Linked DNA regions of Homo sapiens: regions 1 and 2 are each linked to region 3. A link is a contact called in ENCODE Hi-C or POLR2A ChIA-PET data. All regions are on one chromosome and are shown on one strand. Each heading gives the region's core, a stretch centred on a gene start or an enhancer-like site at or near the end of the contact. The rest is flanking DNA. Distances are from core to core; before and after follow the strand shown.

What was found. Hi-C counts contacts between places; a loop is a spot of excess contacts on that map. ChIA-PET counts read pairs that join two places held with the same protein, here RNA polymerase II (POLR2A). Pooled maps may share reads with other maps.
Region 1: a pooled map shows a loop between it and region 3 (6-fold over the local background). The contact joins the promoter of IGSF8 here to the promoter of CD48 in region 3. A Hi-C loop is called at or near these places in 5 of 50 pooled maps.
Region 2: a loop to region 3 is called in a pooled map, with 3 times the contacts of the local background. The contact joins the promoter of TOMM40L here to the promoter of CD48 in region 3. A Hi-C loop is called at or near these places in 2 of 50 pooled maps. POLR2A ChIA-PET finds 5 or more read pairs at or near these places in 2 of 52 experiments (SK-N-SH and T-cell).

Annotation. Positions count from the first base shown.
Region 1 is chr1:160,096,735-160,100,883 of GRCh38, reverse strand. IGSF8 (immunoglobulin superfamily member 8) reads left to right here and starts at 2,265. Exons shown (of 7, transcript NM_052868.6): 1 at 2,265-2,475. The coding sequence starts at 2,412. RefSeq lists a silencer at 1,681-2,510 and enhancers at 3,077-3,603, 3,604-4,132, 4,133-4,149.
Region 2 is chr1:161,224,623-161,229,137 of GRCh38, reverse strand. It overlaps TOMM40L (translocase of outer mitochondrial membrane 40 like), which reads right to left and starts at 3,078. Exons shown (of 10, transcript NM_032174.6): 1 at 3,002-3,078; 2 at 2,534-2,783; 3 at 2,183-2,250; 4 at 1,788-1,880; 5 at 1,401-1,502; 6 at 1,149-1,254; 7 at 830-952; 8 at 634-710; 9 at 321-423; 10 at 1-182. The coding sequence starts at 2,648. The coding sequence ends at 43. It overlaps MIR5187 (microRNA 5187), which reads right to left and starts at 1,952; the gene lies at 1,877-1,952. RefSeq lists enhancers at 1,339-1,518, 3,033-3,102, 3,563-3,672.
Region 3 is chr1:160,708,758-160,713,141 of GRCh38, reverse strand. It overlaps CD48 (CD48 molecule), which reads left to right and starts at 1,320. Exons shown (of 4, transcript NM_001778.4): 1 at 1,320-1,460. The coding sequence starts at 1,379. RefSeq lists enhancers at 292-351, 892-1,071, 4,348-4,384.

The DNA of each region.
Region 1 (4,149 bases), core at 1,016-3,515, 610 kb after region 3:
CCTGAGGGCAGGGGAGCAGGCCCACCTTGTTTACCATGGCATCTCCAGTGCCCAGTACAAGGCCTGGCCCAATCAATATTTGTTGAATGACTGAGTTTACAGGGTGGAGAGGCTTGGGAGGAGGGACAGTGAGGTGTAGGAAGATTTGGGGCTTTGGGGACAGACAGACAAGCCTGGGCTGAAGTCACCCCTAAGCCACTTAAAAACTGTGTGGCCTTGGGCAAGGTACTTAACCTGCCTAACCTCAAGTTTCTCTTCTGTTAAATGACACCACCTTGCAAAATATGCTATAAGGACTAGGACTAATATCCAAAAGGGCCTTCTTGTGTAAGCATTTCATAAATGACATCTATCATTATTACAATTGGTAACATCTTTCATCCCTCAAGCATCATGAAGGCATTAAATCCACTCGATAATTAAATCCATTATAAAGGGAGAGACGTATTCTTCCAAAAGCTTCCCCTATGAGTTTCAGTTTTCACATAGCTCGATATGCCTGTGGATGGATTTAGATGATGAGGTTCTGGAGCAACCTTCTGGATATTTCAAAGTGGGAATAAACAGGCACCTTATTGCCCTGTTCATGGGCCAGTGCTGGCAGTCCTGGGAAGTGAGGGCTGGACCTCTGATCTCCCTTCAAGGCCTCAGTTTCTCTGGTTTCTCCAGGGTTCCTCAATGTGGCTTCTACTGGCAACCCCGTGAGCATCTTCTCAGAGTCAGGCACTGTGCCACGCTTGAGGAATACCATGTCAAGGAAGGTCTGGTCTGGCCTGTGCCACTTACCCTCTCTGGGCCTCAGTTTCCTCTTCTGTAAAGGGGGGTGAGTGAGTGGGAGGGAAGGGGGATGAGAGGGGAGAGGGAGGATGTTGGAGGGTAGAGGGTGGTAAATGGGCTCTGGGGTCACCTCCCACTGACAGCCACTCTGACAGCCTTGGCTTTGCAAACCTGGCCATCTCTTCTCCCCATTCTGGTCTCATCCTTCCTGCCCCTGCCCACTTCCCATCTTTACAGTTCAGGAAGAGACAGAGCACCTGGGAAGGGTGCCTCCTCCATTCTCCCACCTCCAGGGCAAGCCCCACTCTTCCTAGAACAGAGCAATGTTCATCTCTTCCCACTGTCACTGAACATAGAGACTCCTTCACCTAAATGCCAGGTCTAAACTAAGCCTCTTAGGAAGCAGTTCAAATAATAATTCAAAACCTAAAACAAAATAATCCTTATCTCCCATTTTGTGTTAGTTTCCTGTGCCAAACACTTTATGTACATTACCTATCATCACAATAACCCTTTGGGTGATGTGATCAACCTCAATTCAATTTGCAGAGGAGAAAACTGAAGTTGAAGGAGGTTAAACAACTGGGCTAGGATCACCCAACCCAGAAATGACGTCACATGGACGGCCCCCTCTCCTAATCCATTTTTCTTTTGGTTTTGCCCTCTGAGGGGGTGAAAAACAGGTCTCCAGTGACCTTCTGGATCCTGGAAGCGCCCTTCAGCTCAAACCCTTCGCATTCAGGAACTCCTGGCTTCCGCCAACCCCTACTTCAGCAGGGTTTGCAGCGAGGACTATGGCTCAGAGCAAATAACTGAATTCTAAATGCGTGGTCACAGTCACCTCGCCAATCCCAGGGACCCTGCACCCAACTCTCCAGGAAAGGCTGGCAGGTGCGGGGTGGAATGCGCTCTGTGCGAGGGTGGGTGGGAATTTCGATGCGCAGAGGTGCAGTTAGCTCACTCCTGCGGGGGCCTCGGGCGGAGCCAGGGCCAGGGGCGGGGCGAGGCCGGGGTCCAGGGCGGAGCCAGGATTGGAGGCTGACGTTAGCCCTGCGGGGACGGGGAAGGGGTGCGGCTTGGGACTGGGGCGGGGCCGGGGCCCGGGGAGGAGCCAGGATTGGAGTCCGACTGTAGTCCTGGTGGGGCGGGGCGGGGGAGGGGCCGGAACTGGGGCTGGGCCGAGGCCCGGGGCGGATCCAGGGCTGGAGTCTTGGCGGGGCGGGGCGGGGAGGGGCGGGGCCGGGGCGGGGCTGGGACTCGATGCGACTCAAAGGTGAGTTTCGAGGGGCGGGGCGGGGCCGGGGCCAGGTGCGGAGCAAAGGCCGGAGTCTGGCGGGGGTGGGGCAGGCAGGGCCAAGGCTGGGTCCGGGGCGGGGCGGGCCTAGACGGGGCGGTGGAAGGGGCGGTGCCGGGGCGGGCCGGGGCGAGAATGGTTTCAGAACTGCCGAGGGCTGGAGGGAAAGCAGCGGGAGGGGCGGAGGGAGGGGATTCGGCAGCTCCAGTTCAGCTCGCTCGGCGCACCCACGCCTCGCTGCCCCGCTTCCTGCCCTCAACCTGGGCATGCGCCCCCCACCCTTCCGGCCCCCCAGAACCCGCGCCATCCCCCGGAGCCTCCCCAGAGCTGGCCGCGCAGGATGGGCGCCCTCAGGCCCACGCTGCTGCCGCCTTCGCTGCCGCTGCTGCTGCTGCTAATGCTAGGTAAGCCAGGCCCCCGTTCCGGTTCCCGGCCCTGCCGGGCAGGTGCCTGCCATCCAGCACCCCCCTAGCATTTCGGGGCTCCTCACATCCTCCTCCGTCAGGGGTACCTCCAGCCTCCCCGGGGTCGGCGTCCAGCTGCGCTTTGTGGCTGTCCGCCGAGCCAGTCTTGGGAAGAGTGCAGGCTCCCCAGCTCTAAGCCAGGGACTGGGGCGTAGAGAGGACCCACTAAGGTGCTGCCCCAGGCACTGCTCGGCCTCCCGGGGCAGGCCACACATCTCAGCTAGCATACCCACGTACTGGGGTCGCTGCACCAAATGCTGCGACTCCTTTCTGCCCCACACTCAGCTCCAGGCCTGGCCTTGGGTGCCCGCCCTACGAGGGCAGTGCCTGCCCAGCTTCATAATTGCCCCAGAGTTGGCTGGAGGCCCAGAGGCCAGTTCTGCCCACGATCTTTGAAGTAAGTCTCTCCCAGTTGCGCTCCACGCACTTCATCAACTGGGGGCAGTTCCCTCTCTCACCCCCATCTCCACCCTGGGTTGGGTCCCTCTTTGCCCTTCTTCCTGTCTCCCAAATGGCACTTGGCTCTGCAGCCACCCATCAGTTTTCACACCGCTTAGTTCCAGCTTCCTTGCCTCAGGAGAAACCAGGTTCCATGGAGACTGATCCTGGGATCTCCAAGCACCTTGTGCCTGCTGTGGTGGGTGTTCATGGTGGGGTGTTCTGGGCCAATCTTGCATGGATGCATGGGGATAATGACAGTGGAATTGTTTTTGGCCTGAACTGGAGGGCTCCCTGTAGGAGGTGGTCTGGGGAAGAGTATGGCATGGAGACAGTGAAACTGCCAGTACAGATGTTGATGAGGCTGAAGCCCTTGAAATGAGAGTGAAGCGTGGGGGTGGGGATGGTGACTTCAGAGCTGCTGTCGTCAAGGCAGAGGCTGAAGGTAGCCCCAGCTGCCTGTTTCTAGACCAGAGCTCCACAGTGGCACCAAGCAAAGCCTTCCCCTGCTGCAGGTCCCTGGGCCCTGCAGGGTTAGGATGAGTCCTCTCCCTGGTCCCTGGGCAGGTGGCAGGAGGATGTACAGAGAGGAAGGCGCTGTGGGGCCTGGGTTGCCTAGCACTTGGTGTGTTTTCCCCAGTGGGCAGCATGGAGCAGGGAGGAGCCCAGGGAGGTGGGGAAGTGCTGGCCTGTGTTTGAAAAAGGAGCACGCAGAGGTCTGAGCACCCACTGCCTGTGGGCACTTACATTCATTTCACAAATGAGGAAAATGAAGTAACTTGCCCCAGAGAGCACATTTAGTGAGTGTTGGGGCTAGGATTTGAACACAGATCTGATTCCAAAGCAGGCCTCTTTGCTGTCCCTTTCCTTGCTGCGACTGATACAGAGGAGGGGAGAGAGAGCTGTGTGGCAACTGATTTCCTAAGGCTGTGGAGGTGACTTTCCCATGGGCATCTCCAAGCATCAGCAGTTGTGGAGCCAGGAAAATGGGAGGGGGCCTTCTGAGCAGTCTGCCCTGAGGCAGTCAGGGAAGGTGTCAGCTTGGCTGTCTCCACCGTCACTCTGATTATGAAACTTGCCTGGCCTGGGGCAGGGCTCTCCTGAGTCACATACGCACTCACACATGGTCAGAGCTGGAGCTCTTAGTTCTCCTCCAGTGTGGAAACTGAGGCCTAG
Region 2 (4,515 bases), core at 1,829-4,328, 510 kb before region 3:
CTCAGAGGTTCCAGCTGCTGTGGGGGCTGGCTCTGGACAACCTCAGCCCACAGTGATGCTGAAGCCACAATGGAATCTGTTGCGCCAGTGATTGAGGAAGGCTCCAAGGGCTAGGGTGACAGGCAGAGGGGGCATCTTCTTCTCCAGCACAGCACCTACACACCAGTTACTATCCACCAAGCCTGTTGGGGGAGAGAATACCCACTAGATTATTTAACAGGGATTGGAGGAAATAGTCACCAGAAGTAAGGTCGAGCTTCCCTCCCTCCTCTGCATCCCCCATTCCTCAGGATAGCCAAATGTCTCCCAATAACCCTCACCTCTAAATACCATGTTGGCCTGGGGCAGAGTCAGGTGGTAACCAAAGGAGAATGTTGTGTCTTGTAGCCTTGTGTTTGCCTCAAACTCCACTCCAACCTGAACCTGAGAACCATGGGCAAGGATGAGAGAGAGATCAGTATCAGTGAAGACCAGAAGGGTCCTGATGGGGAATCAGCAGAATGGAGGCATGCATGTAAATATATACACAGCGTGGTAGGAAGAAAAATAGGTCAGCAGGGCGATAGAGGTCCAGATGAACAGAAGTTCATGACTGACTTGCTGACAAGGAGGGAATGAGATCAGAGGTCTCACCTGTTCATTTGCCCTGTGGTAGTAACTTGCATGGGCCCCGCCTGATCCCACATTCAATGTAGCTACCCAGTGTACAGCTGTAAAATCCAAAGTACAGAGGGGAAGGAGTGTTAACTGTAGTATGACACAGGCCAGGAACCCCAGAAAAGTCCAGAATTGCCCCCCACCACCACCACTACTTCACTTCGCCCCATACCCGAGTACTTCCCAGCCAGTGTCAAGATGGCCCCCTCTTCGCCTGGCCGCCGGTGATAAACTAGCTCTCCTCCCAGCACCAGCCGATGAGTGAGGCTCTGCAGGAAGTGAGCAACCATGATCACTGTGGGGGAATGGGGAGACATGGAGTCAGTCATAGAGACAATATCCAGACCTGCTCCCTCACTCCCAATAACCGCCACCCCAGCCTGCCCAAGAAGTTCCTTTTCTAAACTCCAAACTGTACAGAAGATGAAGAGGCATAGTAACATTAGCAAATGGGCCGCCAAGATAAAAAGAACCCTGTCCCAGTTCCTCACCCGACTCCCCAATCAGGTCAGGATTTCCTAGGGTCAGAGTGGCTGTGTAGTCATCTCCCCGATACTCGCCATCAAACTGCCATGTCAGGAACTTGGCCTGCTGCGTCTGGGTGGCAAGAGCAAGAAGTAAAATCTCCCTCCCTCTTTATGATCATTATAGACTCTGCTCCTCCTTCCAAGCCCTCAGAGCAGGAAACCCGTGGAGGAGAAAGAGGAAGTGCCTCAGGGGATGGAGGCAGGAACTGTGGTCACCTGGAAGACAGCCTTAGCTCGGAGCCGCTCTGCCAAGAGGAGCAAGACCTGGGCGTTCAGGCTGCCACTGCTGTCCATATCCCCTACCACAGTGGGGAACACCTGTGGAAGGGTGTACACAGTAGTAAGGCTGAGCCGGATGGCACCACTCAGCCTAAACCCAAATATAGAACTTCATTAAGAGTGCACAGCGCCCCCTGGTGGAGTCACAAAGACACACTCTGGGCTCTTCACAGAAAATGTTTCTCTACCCTCTCTCATTCAGAAAAGACACAGAGAATCAGGTTACGGCCCATTCCTCCCCATAACACACACAATTCCTCTTCCTCCAGACCTGGGTCCCAGATTGGTTTTTAGGGAGATGACCCAGGTGTGTGGAGCCCTCACCTCAGTGGGACTGAGCTGCCAATCCCCTGCATAGGCCGCATGGAGGTGATATCCCGGCAAGCCCAGGGCACTCATGTGTATAGTGTGCGCCACCTGAGGAAAAGAGGATTCAGTGGAGAAAAGCGCATTCCTGCTCCACTTCAATCCCTCATCCCACCCTTAGTCTTTTCCCCATCCAGAGGGCCTCTCAAGAATCCTAAATATTCCAACATATACAGAGAAGGTCATCGGATTAAAAGCAACAAGTCCCACAGGCACGGAGGTAAAGAGAACCCCACATCCTCCCTCATTTGTCCCACATAGACTGGCTAGGGCTGGAGTACAAAGGAAAGGAGAAGATGATCCAGGGACAGGAAAGGGGGAATAGTAAGGAGGGGCCAGAGAAGTGGGAGCACCTGGAAATGGCTGCTCAGAACCTTGTTGACAACGAGCTTCACTCCCTCCATCTGTGCTGGGAATACATCTGAAGGGGGTAGGGGAAGGGAAGGAATAAGCACAGACAAAGAACCCCTACCCCAAAAGATAGTCTCCCCTTTCAATCCCATAGGGAACACTTTGGAGGAATTAACCTCCTTTCAAGTCCTGCAATGAAATGCTCCACTTCATTTGGGCACCTGATCCTCCCTGAGGCTGCATGACCCAGCTATGATCTCCCCTTTCCTGCTCCCATCGCCGGACATCCGGCATTCAAGACCCTCCACTCCTCTGCCCCTTCATCCTGAGACACCCAAGTGCCAAGTTCTCACCTTTGCATAGACGGTGCAGCTCATCGAAGCTCCCAGGGTTGGGCAGGGGTTCCTCTCGGCGGGGGCTCCGGCGGGGCAAAGTCCCCATTGGTGCCAGGCCCAATGTGTTCCCCATTTTAGTCCAGAGGACTGGGAAGAGCCGAGGTTAGCCTGTGAAAGGACGCTATTGCCCCTTTACCCCCCAACGGGCCCCACCCCCCATTATCCGGCTCCCCAGCCTCAGAAACTTCCACATGGTCCGACGCTACACCTGGAACAGGAAGAGTAGGGAAGGAGAGCACTCATGGAGAGACAACCCTAGGCACACTCCCGCCCCATCTTTGATCTCTCACCCCCACTTGTCACCCTTGTCCTCTCTCCCTTTCTCTGATCCTAGCCCCCACCACAGACTTCACCTAGCTCCCTAGCCTCTCTATTCTTCATTCCCAGGCCCCAAGACCAGGCCCGCAATGGTGCAGTATCCCTTACCATCTCAGACCATCATGCTGCCCCTTTCCCCCCGGCACACCCCGGTCATCTTGATGGGGGCAGCCATCTTGAGTGATGGCAGAACTGCAGCTTCACGCTGCATTCTTAGCGTGGCCGTAAGCGCCATCTTTGAATCTGGCAAAGAAAGCTGTCAAAGACCCAACCCAACCCTGATTGGGCCCCGCCCAATCAATGAAAAAAAAAAAAAAAAAAAAAAGCCTCGCTATTTACCATGGGCCAATGGGAAGGGAGGAAGAAAATGAGTGGCAGGTCTGACGGCCCAAGAGCTTCAACCCTGGAGCTGCAGAGGCGGGCAGGACTTGATTGGTGGCCCCTTAGACTTAAGTGGAAGGCTTTAGATCACTAGGCCTCTCCAAGGTCGGAAAAAAACTTGTGAGCGTACAAGACACTAGAGGGAGCATCTTGTAGCTTGGGCCACTGAAGCTCCTTCCACCCATGTAGTTTCATCCATGAGAAAAGTGGAACTACAGCTTGTAGACTGGCATAGTGTGAAGGGTGGCAGAAAGAACGATTATGAAGACTTCTTTGGAACCCTGGTTCATTTCTATCGCTCCCTTCTCTCCAAAGAACCCATGGGAAATCCTCCTCACAGCCCTCCACAGCACACCTCCAAATGAGTACTACTCATTAAGCGCAGCACTCCCTAGAACAGGGACCCACCCTTCTCTTCTGGAGGTCTACATCTCTCGAAGTCCCCGCTCTTGACCACTTGGTGGAATGGAAACGGGTGTGAGAGTTTGGCGCAGAGGAGTAAGTTCTAGCAGAACTATTCGCTGAAACAGCTGCTTTCTGTATTTAACCCTTCCTTCCCTGAGTCCCAAGGCAGAGTTGGCAAATAAAATCTAGGAATATGGAGCCTGGCCCCCAAAGGCACTCCATCCCAGGACCAGGGACAAGCCAAAGGGCTGACCTCAAGCACTAAGCGCTCCACAGGGGAATAATTGAAAATGGAGTAAGAGTTCTTGGTCTTGGAGGGTGAAGGGTGGGAGGAGGGAGAAGATCAGGAAAAATAACTAATGGATATTAGGCTTAATACCTGGGTGATGAAATAATCTGTACAACAAATCCCCATGACACAAGTTTACGTGTGTAACAAACTTGCATATATAGGCCAGGGGCGGTGGCTGATGCCTGTAATCCTAGCACTTTGGGAGGCCGAGGCGGGCAGATCACCTGAGGTCGGGAGTTCAAGACCAGCCTGACCAACATGGGGAAACCCCGTCTCTACTAAAAGTACAAAATTACCCGGGCGTGGTGGCGCATGTCTGTAATCCCAGCTACTTGGGATGCTGAGGCAGGAGAATCCTTGAACCCGGGAGGTGGAGGTTGCAGTGAGCCGAGATCATGCCATTACGCTCCAGCCTGAGCAACAAGAGCAAAACTCCGTCTCAGGAAAACAAACAAAAAAACCTGCACATATACTTCTGAATTTAAAACAAAAGTTAAAAAACAAAGATTTCTTGGTCTCTGGTCACTACCTCCCTCATCAGCTT
Region 3 (4,384 bases), core at 71-2,570:
CCTGGGTGGGCAAATAACTAATTTACATTCAATAGGAATGAGCTTGAAATTTCCTAGACATGATATGATTTGGCTGTGTTCCCTTCCAAATCTCATCTTGAATTGTAGTTCCCATAATCCCCACATATCATGGGAGCAACCCAGTAGGAAGTAAGTTAATCATACGAGCAGTTACCATCATGCTGTTCTCGTGATAGTGAGTTCTCACTAGATCTGATGGTTTCATAAGGAAGGGGCTTTCCCCATTGCTGCTCAGTGCTTCTCTTTCCTGCCACCGTGTGAAGAAGGACGTATTGGCTTCCCCTTGCACCATGATTGTAGGTTTCCTGAGGCTTCCCAAGCCATGCTGAACTAGAAGTCAATTTAACCACTTTCCTGGCCAGGCACAGGCCCATGCCTATAATCCCAGCACTTTGGGAGGCTGAGGCAGGTGGATCACTTGAGGTCAGGAGTTCAAGACCAGCCGGGCCAACATGGTGAAACCCTACTAAAAATACAAAAATTAGCTGGGCATGGTGGTGCTTGCCTGTAATCCCAGCTATGTAGGAGGCTGAGGCAGGAGAGTTGCTTGAACCTGTCAGGTGGAGGTTGCAGTGAGCTGAGATTGCACTGCTGCACTCCAGTCTGGGCTACAGAGTGAGACTGCATCTCAAAAAAAAAAAAAACCAAAACAAACAAAACAAAACAAAACCCCTCTCTTTCCTTTATAAATTACCCAGTCTGGGGTATGTCTTTATTAGCAGTGTGAGAACAGACTAATACAGACTACAAGGGTGGGAAATCCATTCTTTTGGGCCAAGTAATCTTACTTTTTTTCTGATGTTCAGTGGATAGGCTGATGTCAAACTTCAAATAGTGAATTATCATAAAGGAAGAAGAGCAGAGGGTGGTGCTGGGGGTAAGATATGCAGCACAAAGGCTACGTGGGTCTGATTTCCCAGACTTCAGGCTCTGAATGACACCTACCCAGGCTTGACTGGGAAGCTCCTATGTCTTAGCCCCTGAATTAATCAGAGGGATTCCTGCCTGGGAACGAAAAGCAGACATTCTCTATCAGGGTCCCTTATTCTTTTCTGAGTACTGGCCCCCCTGAGAGTACAGTAGAAGCTATGAATCTTCCCCCTACAAAAAAGCACTCATGTACCTTCAAACAAAATTGTTCTCAGTTTCCGTGATGCTCTTAGATAAAAAAATTTACAAGACCTCCGGTTTCTGGTTTCTGGGGCCCCACACAAGTGTGCTGGGTGGAGAGAAAATCTCAGTGGTTTTTTTTTTTTTCTCTCTAACCCTGTTTGGTAAGTTCCGTTTTTAGCCCCGGCCTTTTTCTAGCCAGGCTCTCAACTGTCTCCTGCGTTGCTGGGAAGTTCTGGAAGGAAGCATGTGCTCCAGAGGTTGGGATTCGTGTCTGGCTCTGGAATTGCTACTGCTGCCTCTGTCACTCCTGGTGACCAGCATTCAAGGTACTTTCCACCAACTGTGTATCTGTGATTGTGCACTGAAGGCATGGTCAGTTGGGAAAGGGGAGACGGGATGTAGTTCAACCCTAGAAGCCAGATCTGGTGTCTGGAAAGCAGGTATTTCCATTCCAATAGCATGGCCATGGCATGGTTGGGGAGCCTTTCTTAGCACTGATGAATGGAGCTTCATCTCCTTTCCCACGGGGATGTGATCAAAACAGGAACCTGGGGAGCAAGAGAAGTAGGCTCCTCATATTTTGTCCCGTGGTTGGTGGTCCATGAAGTTGTGGAAAAGTGTTTGTTTTTTCATTTTGAATAAGAAGAAGCTCTACACTGACAGCTGCTGCATTTTATGCTCAGACACACTGTACTCCCTTAGGCATTCTTTGAGACCTCTGTATATGTGAGGTGTTGCATCCTGAGCCAAGGTAAATGATATTGTCATTGACCCAAAGAAAAGATAGATCAAAATTATAGGAAGAAAAGCTTGGAAAGGATTGCTGTCTGGGGTCTCTGAATGAGGGTCTGAGAAGAGGCTGGAAGTGCTTCAGCATCAAAGGAACCTTAACACATCTGATTGCTAAGAGTTAAGGTCCATTCCTCTGCCACAGCCTGTTCGGTCCCCGGTGTGTGACCAAGGGCTGAGCTAACTTTCCTTCTCCTGTTAGAGCTGCCTCACCCTCTTTCTTCATCCAGTACCTCTCTTCTTATGCCAGCTGAGAAACAGCAGTGAAACCTTTGACTTTCTTGCTATTCCCCCAAGTAAATACTCAAGTCTTTTTAATTTAAAGGGCTTTAATGCTCACCACTCTGAGTAAAACAGTAAAAATCAACAAACATGTGGTAGTCACACTGTGGCATAAAATGATGATAGTTTGTAACTTTTGGGGAGATGAGGTAGAATGTGTGGAGGATCGGTCTCTCACATATTCTACCTCTCAGGTAGAGTCCTTTGGTTCATGACTGTGTGAGTCTACGGCTATATAGGTTCTGTGGGCCTGACTCAATGCATAGGACATTGGTATGACCTTGGGATTGGGGGCTGATGTGAAGTATTCATCTAACTATTGGGAAAAGCAGGGTTGCCAATGAGAATTGGAATATTTTAGGACTTTCTCTAGGCATACTGAAAACATCCTGACAGTTGACCTTTCTCTGACTTCTTTTCTAGGCTTCATCTTGGTCATTTATTCTTCTTTGAAACAATCAGACCACACCTGATTATGTTATCCTTTGAATGGATAATATTGGTTTTGATGAGGTTAGTAAACCTGGGTTATAACACCCGGGCTATAACCTGGGTTAGTAAAATACAAATTAAGCACTTACTGTGTGTCAGACATTGTGCTAGGCCTTTTGCATACTTTTTCATTTAACTTTCATTAGAAAATAGTGAGGTGGCTATTATTATCTACATTTTTCAGATGAGAATACTGTCTTGCAGAGAGATTAAGAAATTCTCCTAAGGGCACACAGGTCTAACTTCCAAACCATTCTATTATGATTATACCTTTCCTAGACTAAGGCGAGGGAATCTTGGTGAAGGTCAATGTGTCTAAATCTCTTAATTTTACTGTTTGCCTTAAAAGAGGCGTTTTCTCTTACCTCTGGGCTTATGTACATGCCTTCTTTCCACCTAGATTTCTCTCCCTCCTGCCCTCTCCCTGCCTCTCTTTTAGGCTTCTGTTTTTATGTGACTTCTTCTTGGACTGTCTGCCTGTGACTGTGTTCTGAAGGCATGGTTAGATGGGAACCTCAGGCTCCAGATTATGGTTTGTGAATTGCTTGGTGGATCATCTGTTTCCTTGAACTTTTTGAGGACAGAAACCATGTGCAGTGTTGTGCTGCTGAACTTAGCACAGGCCTGGAGTGTGGCATGTGCTCAATAAATAATTGTTACACAAATGAATGAACAACTTCAAAAAACTTCCTTTTGGACTACACATCCATATCTTCCTGAGAAGTGCAAGTAGTTCTCTCCTCTGCCGTAAGGGATGCTTCTGTGGAAAACTTTGAGAAGCACTCTTAGCTCTCTTCTTCCTTCTCTCCTCAGACTTGGGTTTCTCAGTTCTTTGGTTTCAAGGCAATGATTTAGGGCATGCTCCACAACTACCCAATTCCCCATCTGTCCACAACACTTAGCAGGATGAAGTAGACAGAGTATTGTACTAGAAATGAGATGACCTAGTTCTATCTGGGTTCCATGCTGTGGAATTTTCAACAAGTCATTAAAGCTTCCTGAGCCTCAGCTTCCTCAGCTCCATAATGGGTATAATAATCTGTTCCTCATTTCTTCAAGGGGTTGCTATTAAGATCAAATAAAATAAAAAATGTGCAATTGCTTTGCAATTGTGACACATGCGGAATCCGATACAGATGAAAACCTGGGAAGAGCATCAGTAAATTCTTAAGCCCCAAGCAGTCTCCTGAGCCCAAGATCAGAACTTCTGTCTCTTAAACATCTTCTCTAGACTCTCCAGACACGTGTCTAAAACTTAAGTCATCATCTCTGTTTCCGCTATGTATTGCTATTTAACAAGCTGCCACAATACCGTGGCTTAAAATAATAACAATGATTTACTTTGCCCACAGATTTGGGGGAAGACTGTTCATCCTGTCTCACTTTCATGTGCTTTTCATGTGCTTGCAATCAGATCATGGTGTGGCCTAGAGTCATGCAAGGCTCTTCACTCACAGGGCTACTGCCTGAACAGAGGGAGGCTCAAAGTGCTGGGTGGCTAGTGCCACTCAGCAGAAGCCTCCCAGAGTTGGTGTCCCAAGAGAAATAGGCAAATGCTGCATGGTCTTTTCTAAGCTAGCTTTGCAGGTCACACTTCCGGTGTATTCCATTCATTGAAGCCATCACCGAGCCTACTCAATTTCAAGGTGAAGGGGCACAAAGTCCATCATTTGATGAGAGGACCATC